2 separate regions of the Mus musculus genome follow, and region 2 is linked to region 1. Evidence: chromatin contacts called from ENCODE Hi-C or POLR2A ChIA-PET data. All regions are on one chromosome and are shown on one strand. Each heading gives the region's core, a stretch centred on a gene start or an enhancer-like site at or near the end of the contact. The rest is flanking DNA. Distances are from core to core; before and after follow the strand shown. Region 1 overlaps Bicc1 (BicC family RNA binding protein 1). Region 2 holds the start of Bicc1 (BicC family RNA binding protein 1).

Region 1 (2,732 bases), core at 78-2,577:
AACTGTCTCCCTGTTGCGGTGCCTGTAATTATTCTCCAAGTGTTTCAGCATGGCTCCTGTGACCGACACACGTGATGGTTAGGGTTAATCTTCACCTCTCTCAGGAAAGGCATGTTCTTCAGCTGAGCCTGGCCCTAGAGGGCTCCCTTAGCATTGAGAGCCCTCCACCCTGTTTGCTATGCACAGTTAATAAAAAAATCTGTATTCTTCTTTATCTCAGAAAAACATTGGATGTTTTCTTTTCTTTCCTTTTCATTTTTTTCTTTCATTTATTTAAATTTTTTGGCATTTATATGTGTGTGCATATCACTAGTGCCACAGCATGTGTGTGTGAAGGTCACAGGAGCAAGGTTCTCTTTTTCTCCCACACGGGTTGCCAGGGTTCGAACTCGTATCATAAGGCTTGGCTACAGGCACTTTTACCTACTACGCCATATTGCAGGCCCACCATGCAGGTTTTCTTAATCAGCAAGATAGATAAATACATGAAATACTGATAGGAAAATATAGGTTGGTTGCAAAGACTGCCCAGCCGCTCTGCTCGTATTGGATGAGGCCTTTGAACTGACGAAAGCCATGTCCCCAAGGTCGTTAGAAAGGATCCCCAGCTTAGGCTTTTGAGTCTAAAGGATGACCAAGCTGCTTGAATAATCCCTTTCCCCTTTAAATGAACATTTCATGCCCAGAGCAGTGAGGTGGGGGTCCTTTTCTGGATCATGGAATAGACTGGAAAACGGAATACAGCACGCATGTCTGTAACAAAAGGGGGCCAGGAAAGCAGAGGCCCTTCTGCAAGCCTCAAACAGAAACTGCATCAGGAAGCAGTTCGCCAACACAGGTGCCTACGCCCCTATTTCACGTCTCACCTAAGGCCAGGGCGTCTGTGAGAGCCTCGAAGCCAGGCCCGATATGCATTTGTTTCTGCTTAGGCAGTGTCGATGCTAAATTAGCATTTGGCTTTTGTGACTCCAGGTTAAAATGGGTTCCGGTCTGGGGAACACACGGTTCTGGTTTAGATTTCCCATTTGCACACAACTTCCCTAACCTTTAAGTTCCCTCACGATGTTTGCACAAATTAGGCACCAATTCCAAACCCTGGTGACTCAAATATCTCGTGGCTGGAGAGTTAAAGGAAAGGTAAACACATACAAACCAAACAGGCAACAGCTAGTTATAAGAAGGAAAAGCCCACTCCAAGAAAGTGGTGGATTGAGAGTCGGTGGCTGTCTGTTTGACTATCACCTTAACACCAGGTTCCAGTCCTTGTGGCTGCTCCAGTCCTGGCCTCCAGCCTATCACACTGAAGAGTTCACTACAAGGGCCGGCCAGCCTGGAGAAGCCAAGCCCAAGAGAAAACAGCTAAAGCGCAGAAACACATGCAGGCCTCATGCAACTTGTGTGCACGTCACTGCTTTGAAGCAAGACAGAAGATAACATTAGCCAAAGATAATTTCTCCTACCCCTGGCATCAGAACCGGACACCACGTGTGTTGTTTTTAAAACAAATTCACTGGCAAACGTGCTTGTAGCTCTCTTGAGTAAAAAAAAAAAAAAAACTAAGGAATACCTGCCTCGCCCCTGCTTCCTGCTAGGCGGCCATGTTTGCCTGTTTACAGCTCTCTGTGCTTCATTGGGCAAGCATCTTATATTACAATTCCCAAAGCTATAGTTTTGAAGAGTACTCATAAAAATAAGTATTTCCCCCTCAAACATTCCTGACATTCCATCCCCGCTCCAGCTTGGAGCGTTTGAAATGTTTCAATATTACGACTGGGATACGAGTTCCCGGTGGTGAAGGGGGATTACAGCAAGAGGAAAACAACCCTGCACAGTGAGTTACTGACATTCTAGACTGAGGAACTTCCAGGAAACTGTACAGACAATGTTGAGTCACGCCATCTGTAAGCGACTGTTACTGGATGTATGAACTGTATTCTGCATGTGTGACTCAATTTGAAATTTGAAATGCACACACATGCGCACACACACACACACACACACACACACTGCTTATGAGACAGTTTTAAAACTTCTGATGGAGGCCAAAGGAAAGGCTATGTATATGAGCATGTATTAATATGTTGGTGTTCGTTAGTAGACAGGGTTTAATACATATACATACGTATCTGATGGGGGCAAAGCATAAGGCTAGGTTCTGAGTTTGTATCTCTTATCATCATGTATTTTTAATGAACATACAATCTGCAGGTCTGCTGGAGTTTTGCTAGGCTCACTCACAGTGGTTTCCTAAGCTGAACTATTTGGAGTAAGGAAAAACAAAACTAAACAAAACAAAAACAAACAACACAACAGAGCCCAAACCGAGTACTCTTACGTATAACTAACGGAGAGGTGGAACATCTTGATTGGCACCCAGCCAACGTCTGCCCTGAGAATGCAGAAGGTAGTGGAGCTAGGGTGGGCGAGGCAGCCTCAATACTCTTCACTTCCAATCCAAGGTGAAGGCTCCAGCAGCCTGCGGCTGTGGGGAGACCTTTTCCATTCTCAGAGAGCCTGACATTTGCCTGTTATTTGTACAAACGGGATGGTTTACTCATGGTTCTTAGTTCCCCTCTTCTGATAATCCTTCGTGGATAGAAGGTGGGGGCCGGTGACAGAGGCATGAGCAAAGGAAAGAGAGTGCGAAGTCCAAGACAAACAGCTAACACAAAACAGCTAACATGCACAGCGACTCTTCCCCAGGACAGCCCGGCTTGGTTCTCAGCACTCAA
Region 2 (2,959 bases), core at 346-2,845, 40 kb after region 1:
AAAACTAGGCAGACTCGTGGAACTAATAAGGAAGCTTCACAAATGAAAAATTCCTGAAATGTAACCCGGCTTCAATTTTCAGATCTATTACTTTCCTCCAAAGTTACATAATCTCAGGGGGAAAAAAAAAAAAAAAAAAACACAAGACATGACATTTGGAATGTTTATCAATACAAATAAGCAACAAAGGAGAGGAGTTCTCGGCCCTTCCAGAACCGCCTGCCAAGCACTCCTGATACTTATTTCCACCAAGTTATTGTTTAGGAAAACATGTTGTTCTCTCTTAAAATAACCCTCTTAATTGTTCCGAGAAGCCACTGCATTTCCAGAGAGGAATAACTTGCTCCCATACTGCGATACATTGACAGATAAAGTCAAAATAAGTCACGCAGACAGCAATAAAAGCGAGTCTGTGGACCTCCAAGCTTCCCGGGATGAAGGATGAGAGCTACCGAATCCTCACCTCTCTCCCTTCCTGGGAGCAGGGGCCAGATCTCCTCAAGTCTTAAAAATAATGCACATTCCAGCTACCTCATCTCTGCCTTTGGATGTGGGAGGTGAGCCACACAGGTAGGCTGCGAATGGACATTTTTAAAGGTCAAAATGACCTTGGATCTGTTACTGCTCACTCTAATCCTAAAGCAATAAATCAGCATTTGCTTCCGATCCAGTGTGGAGAAAGTTTCTCTTCCTGGGAAAATCCCAGAAACTCTATAAAGAATTTGAAAAAAATTTTTTTTAAATTAAAAACCCAAAATATGAAAGTCAAGTCAGACTCCCACAGCTGCAAGGGAGAAGTTTATGGACTGAATGTAACTCAAGATGTCTTTTAGGACTGCCCTGACACATGCTACCCTGACACATGCTACCCTCGCACTGCCAGGGCACAGATCCCCACGCCTGGGTGACTTGCTCCAGCTCAAGACTCCGGCGTGGGGGCGGGGGCTCCCAGCTGAAGCCTTGACATCTGCAGCGCTTTTCCAGGCGACGAGAGCAGGCCCTAGCTGGAGGAAGCGGATACTAAGGAGGGGAGGGAAAAGACGCGGCAGGGGTGGCAGAGATTCCAGGCTGCGGGAAGCCGGGCAAAGTCCCGCACACTGGGCGGTCCCGTAGTGTAAGGATGCCACGGCCCAGATGTCCCAGCTGCAGCTGGCACCGCCGCGGTCCTAACAGCAACTTCGGAGCTGCAGCACAAACTCGGGCCTCCAGCTCCTCGGATCCGAGCAAGCTGACAAAGTTGGGGGGGAGGGAGGGTGTCCCGTGAGCGGACTGAGAGACGATCCTGTGGCGGACTTGGGAGAGGATTAGGAGCAGGGGCATGCCTACCTTGGAGCATGGCCTCGAGTTTCTTCCTGTCCACGCGGAAGCGCTCCTCGCTCCACTCCGGGCTGTGCAAGAGGGGCGCCGCGGCCACCAGATCGTCCTCGGAGCCGGCCACCGGCGAGTCGGTGCTGCGCTCGCTGTTGGAGCCGGGGTCCGACTGCGCCGCCGCCAGGTAGCCCGGCTCGCTCTGCGAGGCCATGGTGCGAGCGGCGCTCGGGCTGCCGCCGCCCCGGCCCCGGCCGATGTGGCTCGGCGCGCCGCAGCGCTAGCTCGTGCCCCCGCCGCCGCCGTGGCCGCGGGAAGCCCTGCGCATCCCCGCCTCGGGCGCCGCCCCCCGCCCCGCCGCGCCGATCGCCTGCGCCCCGGCCCCCGCCCGCCCGCAGCGCCCGCTCCGAGCGCACAGAGCCGCCCGCGCCTCCGGCCGCCGCCAGCCCCGCCGCCGCCTCGCGCGCTCATTGGCCGGCCAGGCCCACGGGGAGCAGCGGGCGGGAGCGGCCAGCCCGCGCCCTCTCACACGCACCACGTCCACACGCCGCGCGGCGCCGCCCGGAATGCCTGACCCATCGCGTGGACCCTCGGGCTCTCGGACCCCCTCACCCAGTTCGAGCCTAGCGCTCCTGGGGTGCCCCGCCAGACGCCCTCGTCACTTACTGCCACTTTTTTGTACTTTGATGGAGACTCCATCAAAACTCACAAACTTTGATGGAGACTCCATCAAAAACTCACTCCTGCCAGGCGTACAAGCTTGCTTATCCACACCCGAATCCCTTACTGTCACTTTTCTATCCCTATACCCGAATTCCATCCCTCTCCATACTCAGAATACTCCAAACTTAGATCAAGTTCACCCCAAAGTGCTCAAAGGGTATGCTCCCAAGTCCAGTCCTATTTACAGACCCTCAGAACACCCTGAGTCTGTCCCACAAGCCTGAATGAGAATAGAGAGTAATAAAAGGAGATCTGGGGACAAGAGGGATTGATGACCAACTTTTGCAGATGTCAGAGTAGACTTGACTTGTGTGCACCTAATCGGTCCAATCCAAAGATACCTTCGCCAGATGTGCCCTTCTCTGACTTTAATTTCAGGCCTTGATTCAACAAGACACTACTTTCGCCACCTTAAGCATCTATCTCTGTCTGAGATCACAGAAATGGCTGGCTCATTCTCTAGACAGGCTGGGAGCTCCTCTCTGTTCTAGGCGGCCCACAGATGAAAGCCTCGCAACTTCTGATGCTGACTGCCCGCCAGCCCACGCACCATCACTCTCAAAGCGGAGCATAGAGCTCAGAGGATGAAGTCCTGCTGTGAGCTTGGAACACTCGCCCCCACGCCACACAGAATCGTACTGCCTTTTATTAAATGACCAAACGCACAAGAGTATCTGTTCTACGTAGGAGGATGATGGTGTTAAATATGGTAGAAAAGCACTGTGCTACCGAGGGAAGAAGTAGGTTTACAAGTGGGGTGAGCCATAGGGTTCACCTGGGGCCCATAGATAATCATACAGTGTGTGTTTGAATCAAAACTCTTACAGGGGGCTGGAGACGTGACTCAGAACATAAGTACACTGGCTGTCAAGCCAGACAACCTGAGTTAGACCCTCAGGCCTCACATGGTGGAAAGAGAGGCCCAATG

Evidence for each region. A loop is a pair of places that touch in the nucleus more often than their neighbours do. ChIA-PET counts read pairs that join two places held with the same protein, here RNA polymerase II (POLR2A).
Region 2: a map of heart shows a loop between it and region 1 (2.1-fold over the local background). The contact joins the promoter of Bicc1 here to the enhancer-like site in region 1. A Hi-C loop is called at or near these places in 2 of 37 maps with a recorded cell type or tissue (Patski and heart). POLR2A ChIA-PET finds 5 or more read pairs at or near these places in 2 of 5 experiments (Patski and embryonic stem cell).

The regions. Positions count from the first base shown.
Region 1 is chr10:71,117,889-71,120,620 of GRCm38, forward strand. All of the region lies in intron 1 of Bicc1 (BicC family RNA binding protein 1), which reads right to left. Among named protein-coding and RNA genes, the nearest start is that of Bicc1, 40 kb to the right of the region's middle. Within about 2 kb of position 1,328, at least 2 of the 3 ENCODE cell types and tissues checked have a DNase peak (open chromatin) inside an H3K27ac peak, as active enhancers do; they include heart, where a contact is called at or near this core.
Region 2 is chr10:71,158,095-71,161,053 of GRCm38, forward strand. Bicc1 (BicC family RNA binding protein 1) reads right to left here and starts at 1,596. Exons shown (of 21, transcript NM_031397.3): 1 at 1,327-1,596. The coding sequence starts at 1,522.